Linked DNA regions of Homo sapiens: region 1 is linked to region 2. The links are chromatin loops, found by intact Hi-C in ENCODE. Cell type or tissue: PC-3. All regions are shown on one strand. Links, peaks and the distances in the headings refer to the core of each region. The heading gives the core; the rest is flanking DNA.

Region 1 (5,395 bases), core at 216-5,215, 140 kb after region 2:
CAAGGAAGCAACTAAAAGTTGTAAAACTGCATGTGTGTGTAAATACACACAAGAGGTGAATGAGAGGAGAGCAACCAACATATTAATGGTAGTTATTTCAGGGTGATGAAATTGCGGGTGATTTTTCACTTTATTCCTTACATTTTTCCCTATTTTATTTTTGTATTTTTAACTGCAAACATGTTAGTTATCTAATCAGAAAAAAAAGAATGTCTGTTTTTATGGAATAAAAGACAGGAAGAAGAAAGCAGTATTTAGTTTAGTTTTTTGTGTGTGTGCCAGTGTCACTTGCCAAAATAGTGTTTAGTTTCAAACGGCTGTGCATGGATGGAATTGAACACAGCTAGAAACAGAGAAAATGATTTGGAAGCTATCACAATAGTGTAGGTGTGCCGTGATAATGATCTATCCTAGGGTGACGGCTAATCAAACAGAAAGAAAGGAATATAGTTAAAAATTGCTTTGGAAAAGGGACCAAGAAGGCTTGGCAATTTGGGGGCACCCACACGTCCACGCACACCACTCCAAAGCATTAAACCAGAGCATGCAGGACAGTTCTTCAGTTGCATGGGTCAATGGCACTGTGGTACTGAGGTTTGTGACTCCTAATAGTTGGTATTCCCATAAGCAAAACAGGCAGGGTTACAGCATTTTTATTTTCACTAAGAACCTCATCAGTCCTTAGCCAGGCATATTTCCTTTGCTCAAAGGTGAACGGGGAGAAGTTTTTGTTTTTTAAGAGGGATAGGGAGCGACTATAGTAGACTTTGCTGTGGGATCATTTTTATCAGTTAAGCCACTGTACAAATTCTTATAAGTGAAATACTCATGTATGCATATATAAATGTACATGGGTTTATAGACATAAACACAGTCGTGTCCCACATAAGGACATTTCAGTCAAGGACAGATTACATATATGACGAAGGTCTCATAATAATGGGAAATTACTGAAAAATTCCTGTTGTCTAGTGATATCACAGCCATCCTAACGTCATAGGGTCACACATTACCTTTTTTATGTTTACATATGTTTTGAGTATTTAGCATTGTGTTATATTTGCTAAAAATATTCAGTACGGCAATTTGCTGTACAGGTTTGTAGCCTAGGAATAATAGGCTATACATATGGCCGAGGTGTGTAGTAGGCTATTCCATCTAGGCTTGTGTAAGGACACTCTGTGAGGTTTGTACAACAGAGGAATCATCTGATGACGCATTTCTCAGAATATAGCCCCACCATTAAGCAATGCATGACTATATATGTTTTTCTACCACTTTATCTACCTATATGCCTATCTATCTGTGTATTTAAACTTTCTTTTGTTCAGGAAAGGATTTAAAGTGGTTCCTAAATACATAACATTTTGTACTTTGAAGAGAGCTACCTCTTGAAAAATAAGTTCCTTCAGCCTTTACTTTCAGGCCGTGTGTCTCTGTCTGTAAGGTCCAGGAAAGAGCATTATCAATCTGGTGACTTTGGCTAACTGAAATGCTAAAGTAAACTTTCTGAGAATTGTTCCAATCTATCACTGTACAAATGATTTGGAAGATGGTCAAACAGTCTAAATCCCATTTGTTGCAGCCAATTCAGTCAATAAATGCTTGCTGAACTGCATGTTATAGTCAATATAAGCAGGCATTGAACAACTCTAACTTCAAAAGCAGGTCCAAAAAAGGAGATAATCATCTGTAAAGCGCTCCAAAGTCAGGCAGTTATGGTCATAGCTAAAGTGAGACCCTGCTGACACAAACCCTGTTCATCTCCAGCAAAGTTTGCTTTTGCCTAGAATGTCTTTCCATATCCTTACTGCCCCCTGCTTCTTCCCCATGAAGGCAGCTTGATATAGTGGAGACAGGGAAGCCTGAGTTCAAAGCCTAACTCTGACATTGACTAGCTATGTGACTTTAGATGATTCATTTGGTCTCTCTGAGCCTCAATTTCCCCATCTGCAAAATGGAAATAATCATAGCTAGATCACAAGGTTTCACTGAGGGTTAAGCCTGAAGTTCCTGGCTCTGATTAATATTAATTCATTCTCTTACCCCCTTCTCTGCCTTGATAAATTCAACTTATTCTTCTAGGCCCACTAAAAATGTCACCTCCTTTGTGACACCTTCCTTCAACCTCTCTACAGATATAGTTAATTGTGCCTTCCTCTGCACATTCATAGCACTTGGATCAGATCCATACTACTAGACTACTTACTTACCACTAGACTACTTACCACATTACATGATTTTCATATCTGTCTCAATAGAGTCAAGGCTCTTTGAGGCCATGGCCTATATTGTATTCATTTTTATATGCCACAGTATCTTGTAACTGTGCCAGTGCTCACATATAATAGATACTCAGTAAATATTTGCCAATGAGTGTTCAGGTATAAGCAAAGAAATAATACCAGTTTGATATTTCAAGTAAGTCTGGTGGTATGACCTAGTTAAGTGTCTCACTTTGAGGTTTTGGTTTGCTTTTGCATCATTCATCTATAGAGTTGTCTAAGAGGGTAAAGAGACCTGTTGGCAAGAGAAGAAACAATGTGTCTACTTTATTTAGATTTTTAAAAGACCTTTGACAACTAGGCATAATTCCAAGGAAAACTTTGCATGTAGGCAGAAAACTGCCTCCACAGCCACTCCACCTCCTCATGCTGAAATCCTACCCTTTCCCATGCTGTCTTTGGTATCACTTCCCGCAGGAAGCCTTTCCTGATTCCCCCTACCTCATGGGGTTCCACGCTGCTCTGGATGGCAGGTGCATTTTGCCTGTCCTCTTTTGTGGCACATCGAATAGTTTGTTTTTCATATATAGAGTTCCTTGAATATGTGTCTAATCCCCCTACCAGGCAAAGAACAAGAGAGAAGAAGTGGGTCTTACCTCTAGCATCCCTGCAGCATCTAGTATGAGACTGTATACATAGTAGGTATGTAATCTACCATTGTAATCAATGGATTGAATATATAAACGAGTGCCCGCTGAGTGAGAGACACTGCATGTAAAAGCCCTGCTAGAATGGTCAAAGGTGAATCTCCCAGGAATGTTGACATCAGAGAAGGGGAAGAGGAAACAAAGGCAACCAGCTTTTATTGAGTATGTGCTCTTTAAGCTCTTTCATATGCAGGAAGAAAAATCGATTTGGGTGTCTATTACGTGCTAGGCTCTGTGTTAAGCATTTGGTCATACATTGTCTCATCTGGTCTCCTGACAAGAACCCTAAGGGACAGTCTTATTCTCCCCTTCATCACTTTTATCCTTTCCATATATATATATGTGTGCATGTGTGTGTGTGTGTATATATATATATATATATATATATATGTGTGTGTGTATATATATATACACACACATACACACACAACACACATATATATGTGTGTGTGTGAGTGTGTGTCGAAAGGGTCTGATATAATAGATATATACAATATCAACATATATAGATAGATATCAACATATATATGTGAGTGTGTATATATATATGTGTGTGTGTATCCTTCTATGATATCAACCCCTTTCAAGGGTCTGATTATATAGATGTATATTTCAACATATATATATATCAACATATATACACATATATCAACATGTATATATGTATGTATATCTTTATATTATATCAGACCCACAGCCAAGGAAAAGGTACAGTTCCTGATCATAAGAGGTTCACCAGATGAGTGAGAAAGACATTCATGTAAACAGACTATACAGAACAATAAGAAATCACAATACAGAACAATAAGAAATATTTTGTAAAAGAACTTTGAGAAAGTTTCATACTTAAAGATTTTTTAAGCCTACTATGTTTGTTATCAAGACAACACTTACAAGTGCAGTCATGACTTCTGTAATCCAATCTGTTCTCCATGTCCTTTATTCTCAGCTGATGGCTTAATCTGCTCACTGGAATGATAAAGACCATCCTGTATGAGCAATCTGGCTGCTGCAAGTCACCTTTAAAGTTAGGCCTGAGAGGCCGGGGGCGGTGGCTCAGGCCTGTAATCCCAGCACTTTGGGAGGCCGAGACGGGTGGATCACGAGGTCAGGAGATGGAGACCATCCTGGCTAACACGGTGAAACTCTGTCTCTACTAAAAACACAAAAAAATTAGCCAGGTGTGGTGGCGGGCACCTGTAGTCCCAGCTACTCGGGAGGCTGAGGCAGGAGAATGGCATGAACCCGGGAGGCGGAGCTTGCAGTGAGCTGAGATCGCGCCACTGCACTCCAGCCTGGGCAACAGAGCGAGACTCCGTCTCAAAAAAAAAAAAATAGCTAGGCCTGAGATAACCTGGGGATTACAAACTCAAAGCCCACCCTGGCTAAGCAGGCAGAGTGTGAGTGCATCTGCATACACGGTGTGAGGGGTGGGTGTGTGGTTGATTAGAGAGCAAACAGTCCATCTAAAGGGTGCAGTAGCTACTCCGCTCCAGCTGACCCACATGAACTAATGCAGGCCTAGTGTTGCCAGAGCGTCTGGATTTTTCAAGAGAAACCAGAAATGTGAGTTTGTAAATTGTAAAATCTCCTGGTTTTTCATTGTTGACTCAAAATGTTTGGAATGTTGTATAGGCCAAATAAAACACAAACACCATTTTGTGCTCTTTGATACAATAAAAACAACACAAAAAATTAACTATCATGGACTTGACCTCAACATACTGTACCTTGCTGAATCTCTCCTGGACTCTGCATATGAAAGCACTGCCATCATCACTCCCTGCTATCCACATCCTTCACCCTGGAACCAGTGACTTCCTTTAAGACAAATCCAGGGCCTTTTCTCCATTCTTATAAGCCCCGACCACTGCAGCACTTAGCCAATATTGCTGTAAGACCCCAGTTACTACTTGGACCAAGACAACAGGAACAAGTTTGGATCTCCATCCCCACTGCTACTGCCTTATAGCCAATCATCTTGCCATCTCCTGGATAGAAACTGTGGGTTTCTGTCACATTTCCTGACTGTGTTCGATGCATTGTGCTTGAGCATCTTGAGTCCTCTTTTAATACCTTATTCTCAAAAACACAAACCTGATCATGTTGATTCCCTATTTAAAACTCTCCACTAGTTTCCCACTCTCTTCCAGCAGGATGTCCAAGGCTCTTCATGCCCCAGCCCCTTCTTGTTCCTTCAGTCTCATCTCCCATCACTCCACACCTTCCTTAATCCCTACTTTTGACTTAGCCAAGCTATTAAAGCTCCCTGTAAATGCTACGCCCTTCAGTGCCCCAATACCTTGGCAAATAATGCTGCCTTTGCCTAGAAAATCTTTCTCCTAGCCCCCTTCTCCAGGGAAACTCCAACTACTCCTTTGACCTCAACTCAGATTCAGCTTCCCTGGGACCAGCCCCATCAATATACCCAACTATGTTGTACTCTCCTATGGCCCTCTATGA
Region 2 (5,395 bases), core at 67-5,066:
TCTGAATGAAATAAAATATGTTAACTGACTGACTAGGCAGAAACACAATAAATGTTGGGTCTCATATCTTCCCTTCCCTACAACTTGGAATTTTAATATATCTAAATGAAAACTCTTCAGAGGTAAATTTGTAATGCATGTCTAATATTTTAAATATTAATTTTCTTTAGCCTATAACACCTTCAACTGCTGGATCGACAAGACGTTCACTATGTGGATGACTACCACCTTTGAAAATAAAGAGTACTCTGTGGTCAATATATTTGACTAAATTTGTTATATAAGCTTAATTATTTTTAACATGAAAGTAATAAAAGAATAGTCATCCTTTGATGTCAGTGTGACTTTTCTAGTTTTGTAATCCTTAACTCAGTCTTTTTTAATATACAATGAACTTTTTATAAACTTCTACATTCTGAAAACCAAATTAATTAAAATTCATTTTAAAAGGTAAATGTATACCAACCAGCATTTTGTGAACTTGCAGTAGACCCAGCACCCTTCTCAGTCTCTGAGAACTGCATACCATCTACCCACAAGGCAAACATGGGTTGTTCTTTCCAATCTAACTACCTTTGGGCCATGCTGATTAGACCAGAAGTGGAACTTGTCCTAAACTAATTATATATACTATCTCTCCTGGGAATTGGAGCAGAGCAATTCTAGTCTGGCCAGAAGTAATCCCAGGGTCTCAGGGCAGTCATATGCACAGAGAAATCAGAGAAAGCCAGTCTTCAGAAAGACAGAGGTGTAAAGGACTCACATAAAAAGAAACAGAGCCAACGTAGCCTGGAACACAAATGATACAAGAAGCAAGAATAGCTTCCAAAGTTACTGAGCCCTTCTAGCTTCCTGCCCTTGGCCTCCCTAGGCTCCATTAGGCTAGAGCAAGCTCCAGTGTGTTTCTGCTACATAGAAGTAAAAGAAACTCAACTAAGACAGGAATAGGTAATGAAACACAAATACGGAAGAGTTATAGCTCCTCCAGGGCTGGACATCGCTATTTTAATAGATACTAAAATTCTACAGTATCACAATAAGTTCCTTCTATTACTCCATTTACTGTTTTTTTTCTGACAACATAGCTGATAGTATATTATCTAAAAATTTGTAAAGTCATAACAAAAATTAAACTGTGCTTAGAGAAAAACCAAGTAGAATTGTTACAAAGCAGACAGAAAAGGGTAATGACAGGTAATATTTATTTAGTAGTGGAGGTGGTGAAGATTGTGAGTTCCAATTCAGGAAGATAGTTAAGCCAGTATGCTTTTTAAATTATCTGGAACCAGTCATGAGACATGAAATCTGTTTAGTGGGTCAGGACAAGTGTTTATTTTTAATGAAACAGAACTACAGGGGTAAAATAGTAAAAATAAATATTGGTAAGTATTCTTTCATGAAACGATTTGCTCCAGATACTACACACTTTTAAGTCACTAAATTATGAAATCAACTATAGTTCTAACTTCTGGCCAGGGTCAAAAGAGCTTAAATGTCACTAACAATCCCATGCTTCCAAAATACCAACTGGAGGCAATAACTCCTAGTAACACATTTTCATAACATATTTATTTTATGAGTTAAACAAATAAAAGTATTCCTAGCAAATAAATCTTATTTGCTTTAAGTTAACTCAAAGTGGATCACAGATCTAAATATAAAACCCAAAAATATACAACTTCTGGAAGAAAAGATAGAAGAAAATCTTCAGGATTTTAGGTTAGGCAAAGATCTTGTAGCTATGAAAAACATGATCTACGAAAGAGAAACCTGACAAAATGATCTTTATCAAATTACAATATTTTGTTCTGAGAAAGACTACCAAGAAAATGAAAGGACAAACCACAAACCAGGAAGAAAAATTGCAACCCACACATCTGATGAAAGATTTACATCCAGAATCAATAAAAAAATTACAACTCTACAATGAAAGAAAATCTAGTTTTTTTCCTTAATGGGCAAAAATCTGAACACATACTCAAAGATATATGGAATAACAAATAAATATATGGAAAGATGCTCAAAATCATTAGTCATTAAGGTACGTGCCCATGAACACAATGAGACAATTCTTTATTCTTCCCATTGGTATATACATAGAGAGTTTCCAATAGTTTCTCATTGTAAGTACAGTCATGCATCACTTAACAATGGGGATAGGTACTCAGAAATGTGTCATTAGGTGATTTCATCATTATGCAAACATCATAGAATACACTTACACAAACCTAGATGATATAGCCTATTATATACCCAGGTTATACGGTATAGCCTATTGTTCACAGGCTACAAACCTCTAATGCATGTGACTGTACTGAATACTGTAGGCAACTGTAACATAATAGTCAGTATTTGTGTATCTAAGCATATCTAAACTTAGAAAAGGTGCAGTAAAAATACAGTATAAAAGATAAAAAATGGTACACCTGTATAGGGCACTTAGCATGAATGGAACCTGCAGGACTGGAAGTTGGTTGCTCTGAGTGAGTCAGTAAGTGAGTGGTAAGTGAATGTGAAGGCCTAGGACATTACTGTATACTGTTGTAGACTTTATCAACACTGTACACTTAGGTAAACTAAATTTATAAAAAAATTTCTCTTTCTTCAATAATAACCTTAGCTTACTGTAACTTTTTTTATATGCTTTTAAATTTTTTTTAACTTTTTGCCTCTTTTGTAATAACTTAGCTTAAAACACATTATACAGCTGTAAAAAATATTGTATTTCTTTATATCCTTATTCTATAATCCTTATTCAATTTTTACTTTTATTTTACTTTTTAAACTTTTTTTTAACTAAGACACAAGCACATAGGCCTACACAGGGTCAGGATCATAAATACCACTGTCTTCCACCTCCACATCGCATCCCACTGGAAGGTCTTCAGGGGCAATAACGTGCATGGAGCTGTCATCTCCTATGATGATAATGCCTTCTTCTGGAATACCTTCCGAAGGACCTGCCTGAAGCTGTTTACAGTTAGGTTTTTGTATACATAGAAGGAATATACTCTAAAATAACAATAGAAAGTATAGTAAATATATAAACCAGTAACACAGTCATTTATTATCAAGTATTATGTACTATATATATAACAGTATTGCTATACCTTTATACCACTAGAAGCAGCACAGTGGGGTCGTTTACACCAGCATCACCACAAACACGTGAAGAATGCTTTGCACTACAACATTAGGAGGGATCTGACTTCACTAGGCAATAGGAATTTTTCAGCTCCGTTATAATCATATGGGACCACAATTTCGTAGGCAGTTAATCACTGGCCGAAAGGTTATGTGACACATGACTATAATATCGCATTCTTATTTACACATCTCTGCACACACACAATTTCTGTTGGATCCAGCCTTCAGAACAGTATCACTAGAAAAGCACAATGGGTAGAGAGGAAGATGGCCGACTAGAAGCCCCTAGCCCTCCTCCCTTCCATAAAGACAAGCAAAACAACAAATAAACAGCTATATTTTAATGAAAATAACTAATGGAGAACACCAGGGTGCGTCAAAGGAGTAACACAAACCTTGGTGAGCACAGAAACTCAGGAGAGTCACATAAAGAACGGAAGGAAATACTAGGACTCCATCACCCCATCCCCCATGTGAGATAACCTGGGAACCAGAAGGAACTTCTCTCTATGGTGCAAAGGTAGGCAAGAGGATCCCAGCAGCCCCCATCAACCCTTTGGATACCTACAATCCTCACTACTGGGGTCCCCTGCAGTCCTCACTAGCATTAAGCTCAGCTGAGGGAGCTGCCTAGAGACCACAAAGCTGTGCTCCCCCCACAGATAAGAAGCCAACACTGTGCCCCACCCCAAGTGGCCCACAGGGCTACTGCACTGAGAGCTAATGCTAGAGTATGTCTTGCCCCAGGATGAGTACGAGTAGTCACAGCACATCTTCTTCCCTGAGACTAAACTGCCCTCAAACCACCCCTGCTTAGTGGCCCTATATCCTCAAGTCCAGCTGTGAACAACTGTCCCTTCCCTGTGGGGCCAAGAAATGGTGGAACTGCTCCACCCACTCCTTCCCCCATCCCCTCAGGCAGAGTTGAGGCTGCGCAGTCCCTCCTGGGGAACCCATACTTTGGCAGAACAGCTCCATCTTCTCCCAGCCATGCCTGCACCCTGCCCCTAGGGACCTGAGCTGAATCTGCACTCTGCTGCTGAGCAAACAGCGCTTTGGTGGAGCCCTGCATCCTGGTGAAAACAGGGCCATCCAGAAGAGTCACACACACACACACACACACACACACACACACACACACCCTCACCTGAACTGAAACTGAAAATTGCCCCCTTGGGAGTTGGTGCCTTTGCTGAGCTGAGCAGCTGCACATCCCTTCAGGAGGTATTCCAGAAAAAAAGCATTGTTACCATAGGAAATGACAGCTCCATGCACGTTATTGCCCTGAAGACCTTCCAGTGAGATAAGATGTGTAAGTGGAAGGCAGTGAAATTGATTATCCTAACCCTGTGTAGGCCCAGGCTGATGTATATGCTTGTGTCTTCGTTTTTAACAAAAAAAAGTTTAAAATGTAAAAAAAAAAAAAAAAAAAACAATTTTAAAAATAGAAAAAGGCATATATATGGTAAAAGCCAAGACTTCACCATTATACAATATACCCATGTACCAAAATTGAACTTGTACCCCTTACATTTATACAAATAAAAAACAATATTAATTCTTCCAGTTCATGAAAAAAGAAAAATGCTTATATAAAGAAATTATATGTATATATGTACGGATATAAAAAAAGAATTTTTGTATAGCTGTGCAATATGTTTTTGTTTCAAGCTAAGTGTTATTACAAAAGAGGCAAAAAGTTTTAAAAAATTAAAAAGTGTACAAAGTAAAAAGTTACAGTAAGTTAAGGCTAATTTATTACCAAAGAAAAAATATTTTTTATAAATTTAGTAAAGCCTAAATGTATAGTGTTTATAAAGTCTATAGTAGTGTACAATAATATCCTAGGCATTCACATTCTCTTCTCACTGACTGACACCCATAACAACTTTCAGTCCTGCAAGCTCCATTCATGATAAATGCCCTATGCAGGTGTACCATTTTTTATCTTTTATACCATATTTTACCATACCTTTTATATGCTTAGATATATTTAGATACACAAATACAGATCATTATGTTTCAACTACCTATAGTATTCAGTACAGTCACATGCATTACAGGTTTGTAGCCTGTGAGCAACAGGCTATACCATATAGCCTAGGTGTGTAGTAGGCTATACCACATACGTTTGTGTAAGTACACTCCATGATATTCACACAATGACAAAATTGCCTAAGGATGCATTTCTCAGAATGTATACCTGTCGTTAAGTGATGAAGGCTGTGTAAGCATTTAAGGCTACAAA

What was found. Hi-C counts contacts between places; a loop is a spot of excess contacts. Peaks named below come from ENCODE experiments on the same cell type or tissue, not always from the same donor. Only the 100,000 strongest peaks of a DNase experiment are listed, where the experiment ranks them.
Region 1: it touches region 2 in a loop (4-fold over the local background); 1 of 110 quality-filtered maps calls a loop at or near these places.

Annotation. Positions count from the first base shown.
Region 1 is chrX:118,205,635-118,211,029 of GRCh38, forward strand. No RefSeq gene overlaps it. Among named protein-coding and RNA genes, the nearest start is that of KLHL13, 92 kb to the left of the region's middle. In PC-3, for the core only: no CTCF peak of the experiment used is centred there; a DNase peak (open chromatin) is centred at 2,407; H3K4me3 peaks cover 349 bases; H3K27ac peaks cover 1,521 bases.
Region 2 is chrX:118,064,861-118,070,255 of GRCh38, forward strand. The region is part of intron 1 of KLHL13 (kelch like family member 13); the gene reads right to left. Among named protein-coding and RNA genes, the nearest start is that of KLHL13, 49 kb to the right of the region's middle. In PC-3, for the core only: no CTCF peak of the experiment used is centred there; a DNase peak (open chromatin) is centred at 2,271; H3K4me3 peaks cover 302 bases; H3K27ac peaks cover 2,856 bases.